Linked DNA regions of Mus musculus: all the other regions are linked to region 3. The links are chromatin loops, found by intact Hi-C in ENCODE. Cell type or tissue: heart. All regions are shown on one strand. Links, peaks and the distances in the headings refer to the core of each region. The heading gives the core; the rest is flanking DNA.

Region 1 (11,024 bases), core at 2,836-6,835, 670 kb after region 3:
TTGAACTCAGGACCTTCAGAAGAGCAGTCGGTGCTCTTAACCGCTGAGCCATATCTCCAGTCCCTGTTTTGTTTTGGTTTGGTTTTGGTTTTGGTTTTTAAGTAGAACTCCAGCTGAGCGCTCCAATTCCCTTCTCTTTGCTTCTCAATCCATAAAGATGTAAGCCAGCAGCTTCCTACTAAAGCTATGGAGACACCTGCAGCCAAGATCTTCCCACTACAACAAACTACACCCCTCCTCTCTCAAGTTCTTTATCAGCTGTTTGACACAGAAAGAGAAGTAGCCAATACATTAGTCTAGTACCGCTCCCCCATCACAAAGCTCACATACCCATAACTGGATTTTTATCAGTTCTGAAGCTTTGCATCTCTCTGCCTTCCAAAGAATACTGGTGATCCATTTGGTTTGTCTGTTTTGTTCTTGTTGTTTCTGACTGCACATTCCTTTCTGTCTCCTTTGGGTAGGCGGGGAATCTGCATGATTTACCCAATGGTGTAATTTATCCAGCCTGGCTTTTCCTCTCTGGGAGCCAGGCATTGACATTTGTCAATATAGTTGCCAATGAATGGTCTCTATGGTAGAGGCCATAAACACTCTCTTCTTGGCATGAAAGGTTCAGGAAAAGTCACAGCTCACACCAACAGTTCAGGGACATTTAACATCTTTGCTTACCCTCATCCTTTAACTTGCAGAGTCTCAGAAGTCATAGAGACATAAGAGACTTGAAGAAGGTCACTATGGAGAATGGACAGCTATTTCATAAACTGGGACTCTCCAAAGGAAACTGGGGAAAAGCAAGAGGGAGGGTGTTCCGGAAAGATGACTAACTAGATGAGGAAAATCATGTTTAATTCATCTAAAAGGCACTTGCATCTGCCTTTTCTTCAACCAGAATCCTTCACTGACATCCCTGCACAGTATGTGAAAGAGATGAGTTACAAGGCTAAATACACTGTGGCTGATGATATAGCTTTATTGGTGGGATGCTTGCCCAACGTGCGTGAAGGCCTGGATTCGATCCCAACACCACATATACCAGGTAGAGTGGTGCACGCCTGTAGCGCCGGAACTTGGAAAGTGGAGGCAGCCTGTTTGATTGTCTTTTCTCTCTCTTTCTTTGTGCACAAGTGATAATGTCAGTGAGTAGAGGTGCCCATGGAGGCCAGAAAATGAAATGGGATCTGCTGGAACTAGTTACAAGCTAGTTACTTGACCTGGGTACTGAGAACTGGACTCACGTTCTCTGAAAGAGAAGCAGGCACCAGTGGCCACTCAGCCATCTATCCAGTCCCTGCTCTATACACCCCCCCCCTTGTTTGACTTTTTGTTTTCATTGCTGTTGTTTGTCACAGGGTTTCACATATCTTACCAAGCTGGCCCTGAGCTGGCTATGTAGCCATGGTTGTCTTTAGATGTCTGGTCCTCCGGCTTCTCTGCCTTCCTTCCAAGTACTGTCATGAGAAGCGTGTGACGCCTTGGGTCTTCCGAGACAGGGTGTCACTCTTCACCTAGGCTTTTCTGGAAGTCATATTGATCCTCTGGACCACTACTTTCCAAATACTGGGATTAAAGACACATAACACCAAACATTCTGCTAGTTTATATATAGATTTTGAGAGAGAGAGAGAGAGAGAGAAAGAGAGAGAGAGAGAGAGAACATGTGTACATGCCACATTGCATGTACATGTACATGCCACATGTACCCATGTCACATTGCACTTGTGAAGGTTAGAGAACAATTTTCATGAGTCCTCTCCTTCTACAATGTGGATGCCAGGGACTCAACTCGGGTCATCAGGCTTGATGGTAAATAAGCCATTTCCCCAAGCCTTATATGTTTTTTTCTTTTTCCTTTCATTCCCTTCCCTTCCCTTCCCTTCCCTTCCCTTCCCTTCCCTTCCCTTTCCTTCCCTTCCCTCCCCTTCCCTTTCTCTTCCTCCTTCCCTCCCTCCCTCTCTCACTCTCTTTTTTACATTTATGTTTGTTTGTTTGTTTGTTTATTGGTTTTTCGAGACAGGGTTTCTCTGTGTAGCCCTGGCTGTCCTGGAACTCACTTTGTAGACCAGGCTGGCCTTGAACTCAGAAATCCGCCTGCCTCTGCCTCCGGAGTGCTGAGATTAAAGGCGTGCACCACCACACCCAGCCTTAAATTTATTTTTAAAGTTTTATTTATTTATTATATATAAGTACACTGTAGCTGTCTTCAGACACACCAGAAAGAGGCATCAGATCTCATTACAGATGGTTTTGAGCGACCATGTGGTTGCTGGGATTTGAACTCAGGACCTTCGGAAGAGCAGTCAGTGCTCTTACCCTCGGAGGCATCTTGCCATCCCTACAATAAAATTTTAATGATGATGTTGTCATACAGCTAAAATCCTCTCCATTGTTTGTATCTTAACAAATGGCCCTTAGCTCTGTAGATGCTCAAGAATGATTTCCATAGCAATGTCTTTAAACTGTAAGATTAACAATAACTGGGACTGGAGAGATGGCTCAGCGGGTAAGAGCACTGACTGCTCTTTCAGAGTTTCCCAGTTCAATTCCCAGCAACCACATGGTGGCTCACAACCATCTGTAATGGGATCCGATGCCCTCTTCTGGTGTGTCTGAAGAAAGCGACAGCGTACTTAATATATAATAAATAAATAAATCTTTAAAAAATAATAAATAAATAAATCTTTAAAAAATAATAAATAAATAAAATTAAATTAAACTTGAGATAAGATCTTGTTTCCAGTCTAGTTTGCTCTCAAATTCAAAATTCTCCTGCCTCTACCAGCTGAGGCTGGAATATTATGCATGTGTACATCTGACCTCTAAATTTTTTGCTCAAGATTTACACCAGCAAAGGACTAGCTTTAAAACCAGGAACCACTGTAAATATTTTAATAAAATATTTCATGACTTTTTTCTTCAGGCAGAGTCTGATCTTGCTTATATCCCTGATTGGCCTTAGAATAGAAATCTGATTTTGAAATCTATTGAATCCTGTGGAAGCCATTTCTTTCCTACTACCATTTAACTTCTGCAAATCAAATTCAGGTCATCAGGCTTAGTGGCAGGCATTTACCCTCTGATCTATTCTGCTGGTAATTGGCTTATTTTTTAAAATAAAAATAAAAATTTCAAAGTCTTATGAGGAGTACCTGGTGTGATGGTGCAGCCTTTAATCCAACACTCGGGAGGCAGAAACAGGCAGATCTCTAAGGTAAGCTACACAGAAAATAGAAAAATGTAAACCAAATAAATAGCTCCATGTGATTTATTTATTTACATACTTAACTATGCTCCCATCAAAGCACCATTTGGGTCACTTTACAATTCAGTGCTGTTGTCATTTATATATGAAGTTCCTCTCCCTCAAAAGCCTGCATATAGGAGGCCCGGCCCCCAGTCCTTGAGAGTGATAATAGGATTCCAACAGTTTGGAGCTATCCTTGGATTCATCCACTTGCAGATTCGTAATTTGGTGCATCATTAGGAAGTAATGGAAATTAAGGAGGTGCGGCCCAGTGGGGCTAAGTATCTCAGTTGCATGTGCCCTTGGAGACTATTTCTTCTCCCAGCTTCCTCTGCTTCTAGCACCAGGAAGGCAACAACTTTACTCTGTCACTTGTGCCCTGGCACAATGCACTGCTTCACTAATGGTCCAAAAACAATGGAACCAAGTGACCTGGGACTGAAAACTCTGATACACGAGGCAAAAAATCCATCCTTCCTCATTTAAATTCTCCTCTAGGGTATTTATCACAGAAGCAAAAAGTCTAACACAAATGCTTTTAATGTCTGTTTCTCTCCGTGAAATGAACCTCTGTTATTATAAATGCTGTTTGTTCTCTAGAAGGGAAAGGAAGAATGGAGTAGGTGCTTCTGGAACCCAAGGCTATGGTCATTGAGCAAAACCAGAACCAGTTCAGGGTTAAAGCCTTTGCCACAAAGACTGCCAGATAGGGATACATAGTGAGATTCTGTCTCAAAAAATTAAACAAACAAACAAACAAAAATTTGTCACGATATGGGCTAGAGATGAGATAGTTGGGAGCTGGGTAGTTGAAGAGTGGGTATTGTTTTTGCAGAGGATTTGAACTTGAATCTAAATCATTGTGCTTAGTAATCGTGATGCATCAAGCTTTTGTCTTAGACCGACCTACCATAGTAAGTTAATGGTTGCATGACTCGCAATCAGAGAAACCGCATGCATAATGCAGTCTGAATGGCTTTTTCAACTTGGCTACAAATAACAAAACAGCTCTGAAACTTTGAAAAAAAAAAAAGCCTTTTTTCTGGGGGAGGTGGCCTCCTCTAACAACACTTCTCTCATCCTCATTGTTATGGAAAAACAGCCCCTATGAGACTCAGAGCTTAGCACATAAACCTCAGGTGTGGTGCCTGCCATTTTGCTGAAATGCGGAACAAAAAGTCCTTCCCCTTCTGTGTTTCACTCAGGACCTACACTAGTGTACTTCCGGGTTTGCAGAAGGACGCGCTTCCGGGGCCGAGGCCAGCCCTAATTCCCACGCCCAGCTGGCCCCGCCCCGGAAGTAGCGTCTCCCTTGGCCGCTACGGGACGGAAGCTGTGGATGGCGGGGAAAACAGCCCTGCACCGGCGGATGTGTTGGCGCTGTTGCTAGACGACGAGCAGTAACTTCGTCACTTCCTCAGCCCGTGGCCCGCCCAGGACCTTAGCCGAGGCGACTGGAGCGGGCTTGAGCTGAAGAGTTGTCCCCCGCCGGTAGGACTCACCACCAGCCCGGCGGCGGGAGTCGGGGCCACGCCACCTACAGGGAGGAACTCGAGCCGAGGCGGGAAGATGGCTGCAGACAAGCCTGCAGGTGAGGCGCCCGCGCCGCGACCCAGGGGCTGACACACTGCGCGCGGGGACGGCAGGGCCCGCGTGGGGGACCCGAGGGCCACTTGACTTCGCTTGGGTACTTGTGCCCTTCACTCTTCTCAGCTGTCTCTACTGTGAGTCCAGTGGATTTTCTGCTGTGACACATCTTGATTCTACTGCACCCCATCTTGATTGCACTGCATTTGCCTTGCTCTCCAAGTTAATTCTGGCGCAGGAAGCTTGAATTTGTCACGCCGCTGTCCAGACGCTTTAAGGGAAAGTCTATCCGAGCACGCACGGTTGCCGTAAGGCCCCCCCAGGCTCAGCCACTGAAAAAGTTCCCTCTGGTCAGCGTGTCCAGTGGAGTCATTCTGAAAACTGTCTAAAGAGGCGTGACGTTTCACTGTGTCTCCTGCCTGCTCTCACTTACCTTGTTCCTCATCTGATTTTTCCCGAGCTCCTCGAGATTCCTTTTTAAAAGTCTTAATTATGTGTGTGAGTGCAGGTGCCTGCCGAGACTAGAAGAGGACATTGCGTCTACTGGAGCTGGAGTTACACAGTTGTGGGCCACCACTTGTGGGTGCTGGGAACCCAGTCTTGGTCCTCGGCAAGAGCAGCGAGTGCTGTTAACCGCTGAGCCATCACCTTTCCAGCCCCAAGATTAAGTTCTTTTTTTTTTTAAGTTATTTATTTATTTATTCATTATATGTATGTACACTGTAGCTGTTTTTCAGACACCCCAGAAGAGGGCATCAGATCTCATTAAGGATGGTTGTGAGCCACCATGTGGTTGCTGGGATTTTGAACTCAGGACCTACGGAAGTGTAGTCAGTGCTCTTAACCGCTGAGTTATCTCTCCAGTCCCAAGATAAAGTTCTTAATTTCTGTGGTTTTCTGTGGTACTCCATCAGGAATTTTTCCCATTAGGGAATTATGAGAGCCCATTTATTACCTGGAAAGTCTGCTATATTTCTTTGAAGAAAGTAATGTTTAGAGAGTGGGGCGGAATTGATTGGTTGATTGATTGATTGATTGATTGAGGCAGGGTCTCACTATGTATGTAGCCTTGGCTGTCCTGGAGCTCGCTATATAGACCAGGCTATTCTCAAACTCACTAGACATAAAGCCTCCTGAGTGCTAAATTAAAGTTGTGTGCCATTATACCCACTGCCATAGAATTTTAGCTAGGTGATCAGAGAAAATCTATTGTGAGGTGATTCCTTTTTTAAAGTTATTTTTAACTTTGGGTGTATGCACGTGAGGACAAATGCCTGAAGATGCTGTCCGAGGAGTTGGGTCACGCAGAGCTGGAGTTACAGGTAGTTGTGGGTGCTGGGAATCAAACTCAGGCCCTCTGAAGAGCAGTGTGTGCTTTTAATCACTGAGCACCAAGGTGATTTGCATGTCTTGGCTTTCAAGGATCAAATCCAATCATCAGGGCGCAAGTATCTTTACCCACCGAGCCCCTGCTGATCCAGCTCCTGCTGGGATAGTATTGAGCACAGATCTGAATAAAGTGAAGGGGTGATCCTGTTGGTGTGGGATGCAAGAAGGGTGCCAATTGCCTGCCCGGGTCTAGACGGGACCGGGACTGTCCTTGTTAATCAAAACAGTGCTGCTTCTGGAATCATTTCCCGGGAAGCGTCTCACCAGATCCAGGACTGCCCGGCTTGAGTTGCACCTCAGTCACGTGGCGTTCCTTCACTGCTTGCTTCCTTCCTTCACAAAGACACTGTGCAGGCATCCTTCAGATGATGAAGTGAGTGTAAGACAGCCTGCCTCTGAGGACCTGCACTCTGGACCTCTGCTGGGTTAAGTGGCATGGTTCTGGCTGTTGGGTCCTCGTAGTTGCTCTCTTACACTTTTCTTTTTGTTTTGTTTTGTTTTCTTTTCTTTTTTTTTTTTTTAGGTTTTTTTTCGAGACAAGATTTCTCTGTGTTGCCCCTGTCTGTCCTTGAACTCCCTCTGTAGACCAGGTTGGCCTCAAAAGCAGGAAATCCACCTGCCTCTGCCTCTGCCTCTACCTCAGAAGGCTGGCATCAAAGCGTGTGCTGACCCAGCTGCCAGCACCACTACCACCCGAGTAGTACTTTATCAGCACTTTACTCAGTGGGTAAAGGTGTTTTCTTTCAAGCCTGACACCTGAGTCCATCCCCAGGACTCATGCAGAGAAAACTGCCTTCTCCAGGTTGTCTCTGACACACGCACACGCAAGTAAACAGCACCAGCCAGTGTTTCTTATGGTAGTGGTGAAAGAGGCAGAAGAGACATGTTAAACTTATTTGGAAAGTGCCAGCCCAGGGTCCAGGAAGTGAAGGGGAGACACAGTGTATTCCATCCCTGCTCTTGATCCACCATGGGCTCTGAGAAGCCGTGGCAATCACTTCCTGTGGGAGTTTTTTTAAGGGGCCTCACCATGGCCCCCTCTGGAAAAACAGCCTCTGGAAGCAGTTTTTGAAAGTAGCACACGGGGAGAGGATTTGTCTGTGTTGCTTCCTCCTGCTTTCTTCTTCCGGTTGTTCAAGGGCATCTAAAAGGGAGGAACAGAGTCCTTGTGTGTCTCCTTGGCAATTGATCAGCAGGATCCTAAGCTCGGATCTTCCCGCCTCAGCCTCCCGCCTCAGCCTCCCGAGGTGCTGGGGTCACAGATATGTGTCATTACGCCCAATTTACCTTGTTAATGGATGCTAAGTGTCCAAGAGCAAATGGCAGCATTTCAGCCTTTGGTGAAGCCCTGTGATACATGACAGGAGGCAGGAATGCCTGTGTGTGAGAGAGATCCAGTGATCAAACAGAAGTCAGCAGGCTGTGGTGACACACGCCTGCCATCCCAGCACCTGGGAGTTGAGTCAGGAGAAGGACCCACAAGGTCAATCTGGGAAATTGAATTCCAGGCCTTTCTGGGAGATAGACTGAGACCTGCCTCAACAAAACCAAACAGAGAAAGAAGCCAAAGAGCAGAATGGAGGTGGGGCTTGCCATGTGCTTATTAGTATTCAAAGTGGGCCTTCAATTCAGTGTCCCAGCCTCCATGTGCCACTGTGCTCAGCTGCTCCGAGGACAGACAGTGCCTTGCTTTAGTCTCTGGAACTCGTGGACTCCCATTTTTTCCAACTCCTCTTGTTTGAGGGATTAGAACTATAGAATATAACAGTGTGTTTATTTCTCTCTCTCTCTCTCTCTCTCTCTCTCTCTCATCTGTCTCTGTCTCTTGGGGGTTGTGTCCATGTGTGTTGTGAGTGTGTGGTACATGCACATGAGTTGTATGGAGGCCAGGAAAGGACACATCTACTGTCTTATTCTCTTGATATAGGATCCTTCAGTGACCCAGAAGCAAACTCTTTGCTATGCTGGCCAGCTGGGCACTGAGCTCCTGGCACCCTTCTGTCTCCGTCCTGGTTGGGTTCTCCTGGCACCCTTCTGTCTCCGCCTTGGTTGGGTTCTCCTGGCACCCTTCTGTCTCTGCCTTGGTTGGGTTCTCCTGGCACCCTTCTGTCTCTATCCTGGTTGGGTTCTCCTGGCACCCTTCTGTCTTCATCCTGGTTGGTTACAGCCTGTGCAGCTGTTCCCAGCTTTGATGTGGGTCTGGAGAGTCAAACTCACATTGTCACACTTGCAGAGCACGCACTTGTGCCCACAGAACCGTCTTCTCAGCCCTTTTTTTTTTTTTTTTTTTTTTTTTGGTTTTTTGAAACAGGGGTTTCTCTGTATAGCCCTGGCTGTCCTGGAACTCACTTTGTAGACCAGGCTGGTGGGGTTTGGCTTTTTTTTGGGGGGTGGTAGAAACCACATCTGAGCTGTCCTAAGAGCTCCCTGGTAACTTCAGTGAGGGCTGTCATGTCAATGCCTGGAAGGTTGAGGGAAAAGAACCTTCAGGTTAATCCTTGGCTACATAGTGAGTTTGAGGCTAGCCTGGGCTACTTGAGAGCCTGTTTTTTTTTTTTAATATATTTATTTATTTTATGTGTAGGAGTACACCATAGTTGTCTTCAGACACACCAGAAGAGAGCATCAGATCCCATTACAGATGGTTGTGAGCCACCATGTGGTTGCTGGGAATTGAACTCAGGACCTCTGGAAGAGCAGTCAGTGCTCTTAACCGCTGAGCCATCTCTCCAGCCCGAGAGCCTGTTTTAAAACCCAAACAAAACAAAAGGAAAAGACATTGTTTAAACTCTGCCTTGCCAAGGCATTGCTATTTTGTGTCTGTCTATCTTACCCTTTCAGCATAGTGTTTTCAGTCTTTCCCTGTCTGTCCCTGGGACTGTGTTTGCACAGCACAGTTTGTAGTCATCCTCCAGTCAGCTTTGCAGTGTTAACATTCTGTGTTGGAATATGTCCGTGCTTTCAGTTAACTGACCTTCAGTTTGGAAGAGATGTTATGTTTCTTTTCTGTGTAGTTGAAATCTATAGGGGTGGGGTGTGTGCGTACGCGTGTGTGGTGTTGTTACTGTTGTTAGAAATGAAGTCTTTCAGTTTAAAGAGTGTCAGGGTTTGCACATCCGAGAGCTCCGTTGGCCTGTGTCCCCCATGTCCACTAGGCCAGGGCAGGAGGGACCTGAAGCCTCTGGAGGGGCGGTCGGACCCGCTCCCCATCGCCAATGGAGATGCACTGTGGGATTATGTGCGAACACTGTCTGGTAAGAAGTCAGTATCGACAAAGAGTGCTTGTCTCTTAGGACATTCGAAAGCCAGGTTCCAACTCTGCAATGCACAATAAATTAAAAAATTAATTAAAAAAAAGTGATCTCATTGAAGTAGTTTTGTTATCCTAAAGTAAAAGATGTAGGTAAATTATGGTTTGACTAATATGGATGTAAAAAAGTATTTATGTAACTGAGTTCTCAAATACACATAGAAGTGAGCTGCAGAGCTGGTTGCTTGACCTTGAGGTTGGCCCATTTCCTGGGGAATTTTGAGACTTTTTCTGTTTTCTAGGGATGATGACAGCTGTGTCCACATGAATCTGATTTTAGTGGTAGATGCTTAAACTCTTCAGTGTCCTAGATGGGCATTGTGGCTCATCCTTTAAGCCCAGCACTTGGGAGGCTGAGGCAGGAGGATTGCCATGATTTTGAGGCTAACCATGGGCTTCATAGTAAGTTTGAGGCCAGCTTGAGCTAGTATTAAAACCGTGTCTCGGGGTGTGTGTGTGTGTGTGTGTGTTGATTTTTGAGGCAGTCTCTCACTGTATTACTCAAGAAGGTCTCAGGCTCAGTCCTCCTTTCTCCACCTCCCCAGAGGTACAAGAGTTCCTAACTAAAATCATTGATGCTTAGGCCCAGGTGACTCATTAAAGAATGTCCTCTAGACCTGTCATTGTGCTGTACATCTGCAGTCTCGGGACTTGAGAGACAGAGATAGGAGAGTCAGCAGTTCAGAGCTGCCTTTGGCTGTATGGAGAGAATCCCGGGCTATCCTACCTCAAAAAATGGGCACACCAAAGTAAGACTAATTTATACTTAAATTTCTATTTTATGTGTGAGTATTTTGCATGCCTGGTGCTCTCAGAGTTCAGAAGAGAGTGTTGTATACCCTGTAACTGGATAGTCATGAGTTAGCCACTGAGCCATCTTCCTAGTGGTCAAGAGAATTTAAAGAGGAATGGGAAGTGGAGTGAAATCCTCCATCCCCAAGGTGATTATTTAAAGTGGAAAGTAGAGCCTTGGTTCTGTGCATATTCAGATGTTGTATGTATGTATGTATGTATGTATGTATGTGTGTGTTTGTCTTGTCTGTCTGTGTGCATATTTTTACGGTTCTACCCCTAGTCACTCCCCATCACCACTCCCTGTGGTTCTGGGGCTCAAACCCAAGGCCTTAACTGCCAGGCAAACACCTCTATCACTCAGCCAATTTGGATTGGTTTTGGTATTCAGTATGGAACACTTATAAGTCACCCTGTAGCTGGGATGTAAACCTGCTGTCAAATTAAATACTTTACTTTTAAAAACAAAACAAAACAAAACAAAAACCAAGGCATCCCTATCTTCCTTGGGTTGGTCTTGAACTCCTGAATTTCTAGCAATCTTCCTGTGTCAGCTTTCTGAACCAGCAACATTTTTTGAGTTAAGAGTCTCCTGTCTTAGTCTGGTCTTGAGCTTGCTAACTGAAGATGATTTTGAACAACTGAGTTTCCAGACTTTACCTCTGGAGTGCTAGGCACCCCAGTACTTGGTTTATGCAAGGC
Region 2 (4,000 bases), core at 1-4,000, 380 kb after region 3:
TTGGTTTTTTGAGGCAGGGTTTCTCTTAGCCTTGGCTGTCCTGGAACTCACTTTGTAGACCAGGCTGGCCTCGAACTCAGAAATCTGCCTGCCTCTGCCTCCCAAGTGCTGGGATTAAAGGCGTGTACCACCAGTGCCTGGCTCTGCCATGTGTTTTAAAAGCCAAGAGTTGTAGTAACACCTGCCTGGAATTCCAGTCCTTGACGGGGCAGACAGAGGAATCAGAAATTTAAAGTCATGCTTTTTATTTTTATTACAGTTTATTTTTTTTAAAGATTTTTTTTAAATGTTCTTTTATATATATGAGTACACTGTAGCTGTCTTCGGACACACCAGAAGAGGGCATCAGTTCCCATTACAGATGGTTGTGAGCCACCATGTGGTTGCTGGGAATTGAACTCAGCACCTCTGGAAGAGCAGTCAGTGCTCTTACCGGCTGAGCCCTCTCTCCAGCCCCAGTTTGTTTAATTTTTATTTGTATGGATATGAGTTTTTGCCTGTGTATATCTGTAAGTGCTTGTGCCTGGTCCCTGCAGAGCTCAGAGGAGGGCAGAGAATTTCCTGGAACTGAGTTACAGATGGGTGTGAACCGCTGTGCGTGCAGGTGCTGGGAAAGAGGATCTCTGGGAGAGCAACACGTGCCCCTAACCACTGAGCCATCTCCCCAGCCCCTGTTTTATTTCATTTTTGAGATTAGGTCTTGGTACTTGCTATGTAGACCAGGCTGGCCTTGAACTCACAGATCTTCCAGCCTCTGCTTCCTGAGTGCTGGGATTAAAGGCATGTGCCACCACACCCTATATATTTTAATATATCCCGTAGAGTCCATTCCCTTTTTTTTTTTTTTTTTGTGTGTTTGTGTGTCAGAGGACAACTTTCGGGAGTTCTGTAAACTCTGGGGATCTAACTCAGATCATCAGGATTCTACCTGCTGCCCCACTATGTGCTTTTAGTGTGTTACCTGAGGCAACAGCAGAAAGCTCTGTGCCCTATCAAATAGGACTCCTGTCCTTCAGAGCCTTACGGAGACCTTCAAGTTGGCTTTACCACTTACAACATCAAGGTCACTGGAAAGAAACATCAGCTGCCTTGCTGGCTCTGCCACTGGACAAGCACCCACTATGCACATTATGTTGTTGTTTTGAGACTGGGTCCCATTTAGCCCAAGTTGGCCTTGTCTCAGTTGAGGCTGGTTTTGAACTCCTCCTCCCCGGGCCTCCAACCCCCTGGTGCTAGGTTCACAGACAGCCTTTTCCTCTTCCGTGCAGCTCCACAGAGGGCAGCCCTTCTGCCAGTTTGTCAGGTGCAGGCAGAAGTGGCCCAGCTCTGCCACGCTAGACTGAGCTGGAACAAGGGCTGTCAAGAGAACTTCTCTGGCCTTTCATGGAGGCCTGGCTGCTAGCCTGAAGCATCTTCATTCTGATGTACTTGGCTGCATTCTTGGTCCGATCGGGCTCAGGGAGCGAGTAGAACTTGGCCTGTGGCACAGCGATTGAGAAATGTTTGGAAGGTTTGGGCTGGCTGCCTGCCTCCATTACGGGATCATTGCTGGCTTTGGACCATCACCTTCAGTACAGAGTCACTCCAGTCCTAGACAGAGGATCCCCACTTCCGGAGACTGAAAACACCAGGGAGGGACCAGAAGGGGGCAGAATGGCTCTGACTGTAATTGCTGTACATGGGGAACTGAGACAGGAGGAACACTACAATTAGAGGCTAACCTGGGCTACAGAGTAAGTTCTAGACCAACCAGAATACAATGAAATCCTGTCTCAAAAAAATAGTTGGGGTAGAGATGGAATGTTCAATTCTGGATTGTACGTATGTCAGTGTTTGCCCCTGGTGGGTGCTGTGTTCCTTAGAGTTCCTGCCCTCTTGATTTTTAGGGTACTGTGCTCATTTCTGGAACAGGACTCACTACTAAATGACTCAGGTGTGAGATAAATAAGGGCTTAGAAGATAAGATTCAAAGATACAAACTGTGAACTGGGGTCTGGCATAAGCCTACAGGTTACATTTTAAACAGGGTGGGTTTTTCCCCCTTTTGGGGGGGGGAATGGTCTTTTATAGCCCAGCCTGGCCATGAATTTAATATAAAGGATGACTTAGAACTATTTTAATATATCCCATAGAGTTTTATTTATATAACTTTTAAAAAGAAATTTATGTATTTTGTGGGGGTGGGTGTTTTGTCTGCATGTATATCTGTGTATCACATGTATGTCTGGAGCCCTTGGAGGCCAGAAGCAATCATCAGATCCCCTGGCTGGAGTTACAGACAGTTGTGAGCCACCATGTGGGTGCTGGGAATCAAACCTATGTCCTTTGGAAGATTAGCAGTGTTCTTAACCTCCTGAGTCACTTCTCCAGTCCCAACTTTGAACTTTTTTTTTTCCAGACAGTTTCTCAGTATAGCCCTGGCTGTCCTGGAATTCACTCTGTAGATCAAACTGGTCTTGAACTCAGAAATCCCGCCTGCCTCTGCCTCCCAAGTGCTGGGATTAAAGGCGTGCGCCACCACTGCCCGGCCCAACTTTGAACTTTTGATCCTTTTCCCTCTACTTCCCCAGTGCTGAGATTACAGGGACGCCGCACCACGTTGCAGGACAGGGGGATTTGTTGGTTGTTGCTTTGGTTTTGTGAGACAAGAGTTCACTATGAAGACCAGGCTAGACTTGAACTCAGATTTGCCTGTCCTCCCCGTGTCTGCAGCATGTGGTCCAGAGACCCCTTACACCAGGGTCACCTCTGCAGCTCGTCTTGGTGAGTTGCTCCTTAGAAAAGGGCAGATTTGCCCCCTGATGTGACTTCAGCCTTTTGCTCATTTTCAAACATGAGCCAGCCATTACGTCCATATCTGGTCCCAACCACAGCGGTTTGAATATTTATATAAACAGAGATGCAGTCACTTAGAGCTAAGATGTAGCCATTACCTCTCAGGCCCAAGTGCCTCCTCCAAGCCAATTGATACCAGTGATTGTGAAGGTAGGCTAGGTAAGGTACTCTTGTCCTCCATGTGGGGACTGGGGCTGGGGGTGCGAGGCAACTAGACTGGTGACAGAGAGGCCAGAGGAGTCTTGACCATCCATTGGAACCATGTGTGCAGGCAGGCATACACATACTTGTGCATACACACACACACACACACACACACACAGCATGATGGCATACTCATTTGTAATCCCAGGATTTGAAAAGTGGAGGCTGCAGGATCATGAGCTTAAGATCATCCTATGGAGGCCATTCAAGGCCAGCCTGAGCTACACAGTGAGACCCTGTCTCAGCCTTTCAAGGGCTGGGGATAGATCACATTGGTAGAACGAGAAACATTTGAGAACCTGAGCTTCCGCCCTAACTGTTACAGGATATTTTAATCTGTTTACTGTTAGGGTGTGGCTCAGTCCTTAGCACACACCTTTAATCCCTCCGGCTAGACTACAGACTGGCCCTTAGTACACACCTTTAATCCCAAACAAGGAAGATAAAGTTAGTCTGTAGAAGGAAGCGCCCATGTTTGAAAGTGATGTCCAATTGAAGGGCAAAGTGATGAATCAGAGATAGATCTGACAGAAACATACATGTCCAACTCTCGAGACAAAGAGGAAAGGGAAGCTGCTTAAGGGAGAGACAGACAGACAGTACAGGAGGAAGAGAGTACACTACAGGATACAGACGAGTTTGTGGAGAGCGGTGCAGTAGAACTGAGAGAGACTAGAGCAGAACAGAGAAGGAGAAGGTGGTGAGTTTACGGGGAGAGTTTCACAGAGACAGATCAGAGGCTCTTAGTGCCTTCTGTGCATTGTCCTTGCTGTTAGTAGGACTCTGGTTTGTGGGAATATGTCCCAAATCTCTACAGCTGAGGACTTTCTTTTGGTTATGAAGAAGAAGAAGAAGAGGAAGAGGAAGAGGAGGAGGAAGAAGAAGAAGAAGAAGAAGAAGAAGAAGAAGAAGAAGAAGAAGAAGAAGAAGAAGAAGAAAGAGAGCAAGCGCTAGACACAGA
Region 3 (10,144 bases), core at 6,145-10,144:
CCAGGTTCTATTCCCAGCTCCTACTCAGAGACTCACACTCACTTGTAACTTCAGTTCCAGAGAATTTGATTCCTTCTCAAGTGCTGTAGCCACATGGTAGACTTAACAGGCAAGCAAAATACTCATGGATATAAAATAAAATGAAAACTAAAGATTAAAGCAAGTTTGCATAACAACAAGATGGAAATGCTCTATTATGATCACATAAGGAATTATTCTCAGCTGAGTATTCGTGATATGGAACAACGTAGACTATTGATAATATTTTTGAGTATTGATTAATATTCTAATTTTAGCATCATTAATGCTGAAAATGCCACTTTATATAAATCTATGGCAGAGTATGTTTAGAGCCATTTCTTAAATTACTGGAAATTCCGTCCTAATCTCAAGCCAGAATTTATTTAATGATTTTTTTTTTTTAAAACTCAAGTCAGCAACCCAAACAGCAACCTGTAAACTCAGACATTCTAGGAGACTGGACAGGCCACTCAGCAGCTAAGAGCACTGGCTGCTCTTCCAGGGGACCTCAGTTCAACTCCCAGCAACCACATGGTGGCTCACAACCATCAGTAATGGAATCTGATGCCCTCTTCTGGTGTGTCTGAAGACAGCTCCAGTGTACTCAAATCCATAAAATAAAAAAATCTAAAAATCAAACATTCTAATACAACCCAATCCAGAGACCTCCTAGCTTGATCCTACCTGATGAAGAATGCTCATACTGTGAATAAACTATTGCGTTCTTATAGGAACAGAAATTTTAAAAAGGTATGTACAGAAGCACCTGGAAAGCCCTCTCATGGAACCACCCTGAATATGAACCAAGATGCTCCAGGTAGCGAGTACTGGCCTTGTGTGTCATAGCAGCCTTCAGAGTGCAGGGTACACGCCTGTGTGCTCAGAACCAAGCCTGTAGCGGAGTCACATGACTCGGCTCCTGCAACTCCAGCCAGAAACATCTCAGATTCATTATGGGTTTCATTCTGAATTAAGTATGTGTTGTTGCATGCTCGGGAGGCTTTTATGGTTGCCAAATTTTTCAGAGGCCCCAGAGTCAGTTACAAAGCCATGTCACAATCCACCATTTAAGAGGCTGTGGCTTGAGCCACTATCTCCCGGCTATTACATTTAGCCAAATGATTGCCTAATTGATATGCCTTCCTTCTTTGGAAGCCACGAGGTTATGGACCCAGAAGTTCAGACTTGCAGAACAGTGCCCTTGATTCAGTGGTAGCAAAGAATGATAAAATATGCTAGTGGTGACTTGTTTGTCAATTTGGCATCACCTAGGATCACTGGGAGAGATATAAAGGATGGTTGTCCCGTGAACATGTCTGTGAGGGATTGTCTTGATTGTGGGAATTGATGTGGGAAGAACAAACCTGACTATACAGTACCATTCTCTTATTTGGGGCTGTAGACAGTATTAGCTGAGCACAGAGCATGCATTCTCTCTCTCTCTCTCCCTCTCTCTCTCTCCCCCACCCTCTCACTCTCCTTGACTAGGGATATGATTGGGACCCTAGACAGCACTAGCTGAGCTCTGAGCATGCATGCATTTCTCTTTTTCTGTTCTTGACTATGGATATGATGTGACTGGCTACTCCAAGCTCCTGCCTGTAGCTTGTTTACAGTAACAGACTGGGAGTCATGAGCTAAAACAACCCTTTTTCTCCCCTCAGTTCCTTGTTGTCAGGATATTTTACCACAGGAAAAGCAAGGAAACTAGGGCAGAGTTAATGCCGAACTCTAGATTACTATCTCATTCATGAATATTTCCCACAGGGTTTCAACATGCACCCCCCCCCCTACTTTGAAGATATCACTTGTCTTTATTCTTCAAGGCTAAACCAGTTGCTTCATGAAAATGGCTCTGGTGAACTCTTTAACATAAGGGCTCACGCCTCCGGGAGACATCCTTACCTTCATAATGGCTGTTGAGCAAGACTGGATCCCAGTAATTACTTCTTTCTTCTGCCACAAGGCTCAGCACACTGGCCTGCATGAGTGGCTATGTTGATTTGGAAAGGAGGCAGGCCCAAACCCTTGCTTGCTGTCTGTGGATGTTTTCTTGCTAGGATGGCGGAGATGATTTGAAGCACACGGTAACAATATCCACATGGCTGAGAGCTTTTGCTCTGTGGGCCTTCACAGGAAAAGCTCCTGTGAGGGTTTGTGTATGGTCGGCCCAGGGAGTGGCACTATTAGAAGGTGTGACCTTGTTTGAGTAGGTGTGGCTTTTTGGAGTAGGCTTGGCACTGTGGGTGTGGGCTTTAAGACCCCATCCTAGTTACCTGGAAGTGAGTATTTTGCTCGCAGACTTGATGATGCAGAAGATGAGGAGCATGATGCAGAACTCTCAGCTCCTCCTGCACCAGGCCTGCCTGGATGCTACCCTGCTCTTGCTTTGATGATAATGGACTGAACCTCTGAACCTGTAAGCCAGCTCCAATTAAATGTTGTCCTTATAAGAGTTGCCTTGGTCATGGTGTCTGTTCACAGCAGTAAAACCCTAAGACAGCTCCCCAGCCCAATTCTATCAGATTGTAAATTAGTATTATTCATTTTAATATTCCCTACGGTGCTTAGATATTGCCTATGTGGTATGAGTCACCACCTTCCACTCTTTCCCAGCCAGAACGTTGCATTAAAGTTTTAGAAATGTCCCCTCATGGGAGCACAGGAGCTTGAGGAGAGGAACTGACTTCAGCCAGTCACTTTATTCATTGTGTGTGTGTCATCCAAAGCAGAAACACGCTCTGCACTAAGCCCAGGGCTAGGGCCTTTGGATATGAAGTAGCCCCACAAAAGTGTGTGTGTGTGTGTTAAAGGCTTGGTCTCCAGCTGGTGTCACTATTGACAAGTGGCTGAATCACAGAAGTGTTAACTTCAATAATGAGTTTGTTAAATGGATGATTGGAAGACAGAGCCTAGCTGGTAGAAGTAGCTCATTGGGTGTATCTCTGAAGAGGCGTGTTTTGTCTCAGGCACCTCCTAGCTCAGCTCTCATTCCTCTCCTGCACCTCACCTCTGCTTCCTGGCTGCTGTGAAGGAAGTTGCTTTCTTTTCGCCACGTCCATCCTCCATCCGCTTTGATGCTTTGCTCTATCCTAAAGGCAACAGAGCCATAAACTGTATAAACTAACACCTCGGAAGACATGGTCCAGGAGACATCCTTCCTGCTCTCAGTCAACATCCTTGGGTATCTTAGTACAAAGATGGAAACTGCCTAACACTGTGTGAGACCAGACAATGTCTCAAGTTCCAGATTCCTGTTATAAAGCCACATGGAACGCTCGCACAGGTTTGCAGAGGCCTGTGGAACTTACGCTAACACAGCTCTGTTTGGTTTTCCTGTGCACACTGGAGGCTTCAGTGACTTCCCCCAAGTCCCCAGACCTGTTAGCAAATCCTACCCTGGAATTCAGCTCTTGAGTCCCGGCTCTTGAGTCTGAGTCTTCACATCTGAAGACTGAAGCAAAGGTGCCAACTTCCCTCTCATCCAGGATTACCACCACCCCGGGAGATCCTCCTCTGCTCGATACCCGATACCGCACTGTCCTTTCCTGTCTTTTTCCTGACAGCCATTCTTACTGGGGTGAAGTGGGAGGGGCTTTGATTTGCATTTCCCTGGCGTCAAGTGGGAGGAGCTTTGATTTGCATTTCCCTGGCGATTGGTGACCCTGAATATTCTCACAGACATATTAACTGCACGCATGCTTTCTTTTGAAGAATCCATTTAAGTCTATGGCCTCTAGAACCACGCGGTTAGAGCACAAAGGGAGACAATAAAGCATGTAGATTTGGTTGCTTTTCCGACGAACACGTCTGTGGAATGAGTGCCCCACGGGAAGTTCTTTGACACAGTAGGAATGGTTGGGGTGTTTCATCCTTGCTGGTTATTCAGACTGTTTCGAGGACTATGAGAGAAAAGCTATCTAGTAAGCTTGTCATTCTTTAATCTCACTATATCTGTTCGCCACAGCTGGGTAACAAATATCCCTCAGTCTTAGACGCTTAAGAATATAACTACTGTTTTGTAGGGGGTTTTTTTTTGTTTGTTTGTTTTTGTTGTTTGTTTGATTGTCTGTTTGTTTTGTTTTTCGAGACAGGGTTTCTCTGCATAGCCCTGGCTGTCCTGGAACTCACTCTGTAGACCAGGCCGGCCTCAAACTCAGAAATTTGCCTACCTTTGCCTCCCAAGTGCTGGGATTAAAGGTGTGTGCCACCATGCCCAGCTTGTTTGGTAGTTCTTAAGACTAGGAATCCTTGTGAAGCTATGGAAGGTCCACGGTTCTGGGTCTCTCAGGACTGCACTCATTTCATGACTGAAAACGGAAGTGCCTGCTTTCTGGATCACTACTGGGGCTGTTGACTGGCCTCAGGTCCTGTGAGTTGCTGGCTAGAGACAATAGTTCCCTGTCACACAGTGCTTCTTGTGTATACGTGTATGTACAGGTGTTGGGGGAAATGCAGGTTTTATTTGATGCAAGCGCTCTCTGGGAGGAGGAAACAGAAACATTCAGACAGGCTTGGGTCATGGGAGATTCTTGTCCTGATCATCAGGAAGTTGAGCTGCTTTACCATCTGCCTGCCTAAGGCAGTAGTGGTACTGACAGTACTAATAACCAACACAGAGTGACCGCTCCCCTTCGCACCAAGCACTGGGTCAAGTTCTTTCATGGGCTCATTCTTACTTTCTGAACAGAACCCTTCTAGGAAGGAACAGTCCATAAACACTGAAACATGAAGGTGAAGTGACTCACCAAACAGACCTGAGGAGAACGGAGTTAGGATGGTGCCTGGTGGTAGCTTTAGATCCATCTTACACCATGGTCTCCTAGCTGGAGATTTAAGCTGGGGCAAGCTTGTGATCAGGTTTTTCCCACTCTGCTTTGCTCTCTCCAGCCCTGGACACTTTTCCTGGTCTGACTTGGTCCTCTGTACCTTTGGTGCCAGACTTCTGCAAAGTAGTCTATGGTCTTTCCTTCCAGCTGTGTGAGTGCGATGTCCGATCCAACCACTAAACTTGCTAAGGAAACAGGCGAGATTCTGCTTACTAAGATGAAGGTTCACTTTTCAGCTCAACAAGGCTGTGACAGGCACTTAAGAACCAGGGAGTTCATGTATACGGTGGCTCACACACAGAAGCACCCTGAACAGACTAGAAGCCATTTTCTTTCTTTATCGAAAAGCTGTAAATCTGGAGCATGCGCTCTCCGACCATTTCTAAGGTCTGAGAGTAAACTTGAGGACTCTCGGATCATCTACAGATGTGCTCTTACTGATCGCCTCTCAAAACAAATATTACAGTCCCTGGAGTCTTCTTAAAGCACACACCGGATCACGTGACTCATCTTAAACACACTCTACATCCAACTTCAAATCCTCCCAACACTCTCAAGTTAAAGCAATGTACAGTGTCCCTCTCAGCATGACCTCTCCCAGTCCGCGCTACGATCCGATCTGCGTGGTGGCTGTACCAGTCTTTTCTTGAGTCCCTTGCGTTCCTCTTTCTAGCACTGCAGGGTCTTTCCTTCTCTTTCTTTTCTTCCTCTGAGCCATCCTTTCTGCGGTTCTGCTTCCTCGGGTAACGCTCCCATCCGGTTGTCCATCAGTCTTCCCTGGACTGCTCCTCCAGTGTTTGCCACAGTTTACACAGCAGGCGTACCTGGAGCTGACTGACGTGGGTGGGAGGACAGGACCACTGCTCTCCAGTTCCCCGCTAGAGTACGTCCTCATGCTTTCCCACGGGCTCCTTCTTTGTCCTTGTCCACATCATGACCCTGAGTTTCCTTATGTTTCTGAACCGTGTTCCGCAGTGTTCTCAGATAAACTCACTTTATATTAAGGAGCCACGCAAGTATGAAGACTTCAGTTTGAATTCCCAGAACCATAAAAGGCTGGCTATGACCGCAGGTGCCTATAATCCCAACGCCCTGAGGCAGTGGTTCTCAACCTTCCTAATGCTGTGACCCTTTAATACAACTCCTTGTGTTGTGGTGACCCCCGATTATAAAAATTATTTCTGTTGCTACATCATAAGTGCCATTTTGCTACTGTCATGAGTCACCATGGAAATACTTTTGGAGATAGAAGTTTGACACAAGGATCAAGACCCACAGGTTGAGACAGGAGGCTAACCTGGTGTGTCAAAAGGACCAACATCTGAGCATGTAATTTGACCTCCACATGCTATGCCTTAGTACATGTATGCCCACTCTCACACACAAAGATGAAGGGATGGTCCCACACAGGTGACTTGTGTTTTATAATTTATTGTTAATTGTTTCTACTCCCCTTCACATGGGGCCTCCCGCGATTAAACAGCCAAGAGGAAGAAGACAGAGAAACTCATCAGGGAACATCTGCAACACCAGAGACACCCAAAATGTCTAAAATGAGAGTCGTCAGATAAATTCTGTTATTTTAGATTAATAGAACATTGGCTCATGAAACATGGGCAAAAATAAACGCTGCCATTTTAATGTGCACTTTTCTGAGAAAGGCCATGTCACCTCTTTGTTCTAAGGGATTGGTTAATATTCCACTATGAATCTCATTAAAATTTACATGTTTAATAAATGTTGGATATTAAAATGGTGGTGAGGAGGTCTATTTATGGAAGCTGTTCATTTTCCCTGATGAGAGTCTATTTATTTTTATAAGGAAACCGGCAAAGTTAATCACCAGGTTGGGAGTGGCTGAGCCTATTAGTTAGGTACATTTGTTCATTTACCTAACCTTTGACAATGAGCAACGGAACATAATTTTATTTTGCAAATTTACAGGACTTAATCTTTACACACATTTTAAAGATTCTGGTGTTCCCTAACAAGATGGACAGTTGTGAATGTACACGAGAAACCAGTGAAATATTAGCCGGCCCTTGTTTCTACATTAACCTCTGTACCTGCCAAGAGGGCTTCTAACACTGCAATGACCCTCCGGATCTTTAGTTCTGACTTTTGTCCTTTTGGGGATGGGCGGAGCTAGTTGTGGAGGAAGGAGAAGGTACAAGCAAACTGCCCCAGACAAGGAAAAGTTCCTACGTTTCAGTTGGCTAGAGTGAAAATTGGGCAATAGCTAATACAGTCCAGGAAAAGTTAATTTGGTGACGGAACGTAGGCAGGTGTAAATAATGAATTCTTGCAGTCAAAAGATTGAGCTGCAAAAAAAAAAAAAAAAAAAAAAAGTCCTGGAGAACACAGCAAAAAGAATGTGACATTTATGTGTGTGTCCGCCTGGCTACATCTTACTGCAGCTCGGACGACATCTGCCCACTCCAAGTTTTCAGAGCAGCAGGGCGGGGACAGAGAATGTAGCGACCCAGCCACTCACTCTGGCACGTTCAGCACAGCGGCTGGACCCACGCGCCTAGGGCCCCGCACCGCGCCTGCGCGCCCCGTCACGTGGCGGGCGCCCCGCGCTGAGCGGGTTAAAAGTCACGGCCGCCGAGCACCCGGCCAAGCCGTGCTCTCTGTTCCTTCGGTCGACTGGGACGTGGGACCTTCTGCTGCTCGAGTCGGAATCCGCGCGGGGAAGCGAGCCGAACCTCCTGGTGCCCTTCCCCAGGGCCCCGAACGGGCTCGCGCGCGAAACCGCGTCTTTCAACTGACAATGAAATCGTAGCCACGGCCGGCGGCGAATAGGCGGGAGGCCGCGAGGCGGAGGGGGTGGAGGGCCATTCAGCCGAAGCCCCGCCCAAGGCCCCGCTCGCGCTCCTATTGGCGCACGCCGCCATTCCGGCCCCGCCCCTTAACGGACCTGTCGCTCTGTGACAGGCGGAGGGGCCAGTTCCTGTTGGGCGAGGGGGCGGAGTCAAAGGTTGCCTGAGCTCCGCCCGGACTCCAGGGGGCTCCTCCCCTTTTGTGCTCCTCGCGGCTGGGCGGGCGGGGGAATGTCATTGCCGCTCCGAGCCGCCGCTCCTCTGGCGCCCTCGTCCCGTCGGCTCTCGCCGCCACCGCCGCCTCCTCAGCCGCACGGGGGACACGGATGGCTAGTGGGGCGCAGGGGCCTTTTGGGTTGAGACCGCGACGGTCGCGGCCACTGTTGAGGCGGAGACTTCGGATCGCTGCCGCCTCCACCACCCCCAGTGTCCCGGCCTCGCGGTGCTGAGGGCGGGAGCGCGCCCAGCTCTTCCTCCGCCTCCGCCTCCTCCTCCTCCTCGTTGTCGTCGCCGTCGCCCTCCTCCTCCTCCTCTGGGTCTCCGCCCAGCACCCCTCGCTCCAGGCGGCGGCGGTGGCCGCGGAGGACGAGCGAGACCCGCCGCCGGGGCACAACATGGCGGAGCCCTCGGCCCCGGAGAGCAAGCACAAGTCGTCCCTCAACTCGTCCCCGTGGAGCGGCCTCATGGCTCTGGGGAACAGCCGCCACGGGCACCATGGGCCCGGAACCCAGAGCGCGTCCAGGGCGGCGGCGCCGAAGCCGGGGCCCCCCGCGGGGCTGTCCGGGGGCTTGTCGCAGCCGGCCGGGTGGCAGTCGTTGCTCTCCTTCACCATCCTCTTCCTGGCCTGGCTGGCCGGCTTCAGCTCGCGCCTCTTCGCCGTCATCCGCTTCGAGAGCATCATCCACGAGTTCGACCCGTGGTGAGTGTGCCCGCCCTTCCCCCGCAGGCAGCCCGCGGTCCCCGTTTGTCTGGAGCCCCTCGGATCCCACCCGGTCTCCCGCGGGCCGGGCCGGGCGCGCCCCCTGCCCGCTTGGCGAAGTTTGCCTGGGAGCGGAGCCTGGGTCCTCGGCCGCCGGGGTGGGCCGGCTCCGCGCGGCGCCTCTTCGCCGCCGCGCCCCGGCTTGCTCCGGGGGCCCCCTTCCCCACGCCCTCTCCGCCGCAGCTTTGCGCCTTGTTGCATTTTATTTCATTTCTCTCCTTCCTGCCATCGGAGCAGCCCCGGGATTGCCTTCTGGCTGCTGGTGGTGACTGGAACCCCTTGTCCGCTCAGCCTCGCAGTTTCATGCTTTCTTTCCGGGAGAGTGGAGTGTTAGAATGTAGGGGGGGAAAATATTATCCCGAAAGCGAGCGCAGTGGTAGCGCCTCGTGTTTTTCCAGCACCAGGTATTTTCCGGAGTGTCTCTTTCCCCCCTAAGGCCCTTAAGTGCTCTCAGCTCGCCACACTATTTGCACAGTTGTATTGCGTTGCTTTTTAGAGCGAGATCGTTTTTCTGTTAGCTGAACTCTCACCCTCGTTGTTGCTACAATATCCGACTGGGTTGCATGAGTTCTTTTATTGGTGTCTGCTGGAAGGTCTGTGGAGAAGAGAGCAAGCCGTACCACAGTGCTGAGAGTCTAGATTGTGGTGCCGAAGTTGCACGCTCTGCATGGCACTCACTGGTTTTAGGGACTTAACTTCGAACACTGAGTTACCTACACGGGAAGATTGCTTTTCACTTTCTTCCTCCTGGCCCAACCTGAGTTAAGTTTTTTGTTTTTTGTTTTTTGTTTTTTGTTTTTTTTTTCCCCCAGAGAGAGATTGAGAGCGAGCGCCAGCGCGCCTCTTTAAACTAGTTTATTCTTCAGGCTGCCCTATCAACCTTGAACTAATCTTACTTGTAATTAGACATAATTAAACGGTAGGGTATTTGTCTTACCATTTGAAATGCACAGAGAATCTTCTTAAGAGTTAGTACATATATAGGTTATAAATGAGTTTTTTGGGGGGGGCTTATGTGTTAAGTATCAGATTTAAGTTGTACTTTAAGAAAAATATTTATGCTGCAATATCTATTGAACACCAGAGGGGCCTACTCAAGGAAAACCTGTTTAGAGAAGCAGTGAGCTACAGTGATGGCCTGCTGTGAGGTGTTTTCGTCCTATTTTAAGAGGTTTCCATTTTTTTCTAACATTAGATTTGCTTTATAAATGACCATTATGTTATTTGGAACCAGAGGAGAAAATCATGTTGGTGGAGATTACATACGAACCTACGAATATTTGTGAAGTCTTAACTAACTAGATAGAGTATTCTTTGAAACAATCAATTAGATTAAAACTGAGATTGACTAGAAATGAAAGCCGCAGAATTTACTGAACAACATGAAAAGAGAAAGTTGTGTCTTTTCAGATGAAGATAGCACGGGGTGGAACAAAAACTGGAAATATTTCCAGGGTAATTGTACAGATACTTCCATGAAGTAACATTTTTTA

Evidence for each region. A loop is a pair of places that touch in the nucleus more often than their neighbours do. Peaks named below come from ENCODE experiments on the same cell type or tissue, not always from the same donor. Only the 100,000 strongest peaks of a DNase experiment are listed, where the experiment ranks them.
Region 1: a loop joins it to region 3, with 15 times the contacts of the local background. A loop is called at or near these places in 3 of 42 quality-filtered maps.
Region 2: it touches region 3 in a loop (2.4-fold over the local background); 4 of 42 quality-filtered maps call a loop at or near these places.

The regions. Positions count from the first base shown.
Region 1 is chr9:114,633,730-114,644,753 of GRCm38, reverse strand. Cnot10 (CCR4-NOT transcription complex, subunit 10) reads left to right here and starts at 4,554. Exons shown (of 20, transcript NM_153585.5): 1 at 4,554-4,835. The coding sequence starts at 4,814. It overlaps Gm51659 (a long non-coding RNA gene), which reads right to left and starts at 9,670. Exons shown (of 3, transcript XR_003948085.1): 1 at 9,054-9,670; 2 at 7,508-7,597; 3 at 6,745-7,364. In heart, for the core only: a CTCF peak has its summit at 4,775; a DNase peak (open chromatin) is centred at 4,603; H3K4me3 peaks cover 1,982 bases; H3K27ac peaks cover 972 bases; H3K27me3 peaks cover 484 bases.
Region 2 is chr9:114,928,303-114,932,302 of GRCm38, reverse strand. The region is part of intron 1 of Gpd1l (glycerol-3-phosphate dehydrogenase 1-like); the gene reads left to right. Among named protein-coding and RNA genes, the nearest start is that of Gpd1l, 3.7 kb to the left of the region's middle. In heart, for the core only: a CTCF peak has its summit at 1,652 (motif pointing right); a DNase peak (open chromatin) is centred at 1,472.
Region 3 is chr9:115,308,199-115,318,342 of GRCm38, reverse strand. It overlaps Stt3b (STT3, subunit of the oligosaccharyltransferase complex, homolog B (S. cerevisiae)), which reads left to right and starts at 7,875. Exons shown (of 16, transcript NM_024222.3): 1 at 7,875-8,591. The coding sequence starts at 8,287. In heart, for the core only: a CTCF peak has its summit at 7,882; a DNase peak (open chromatin) is centred at 7,752; H3K4me3 peaks cover 3,352 bases; H3K27ac peaks cover 3,465 bases.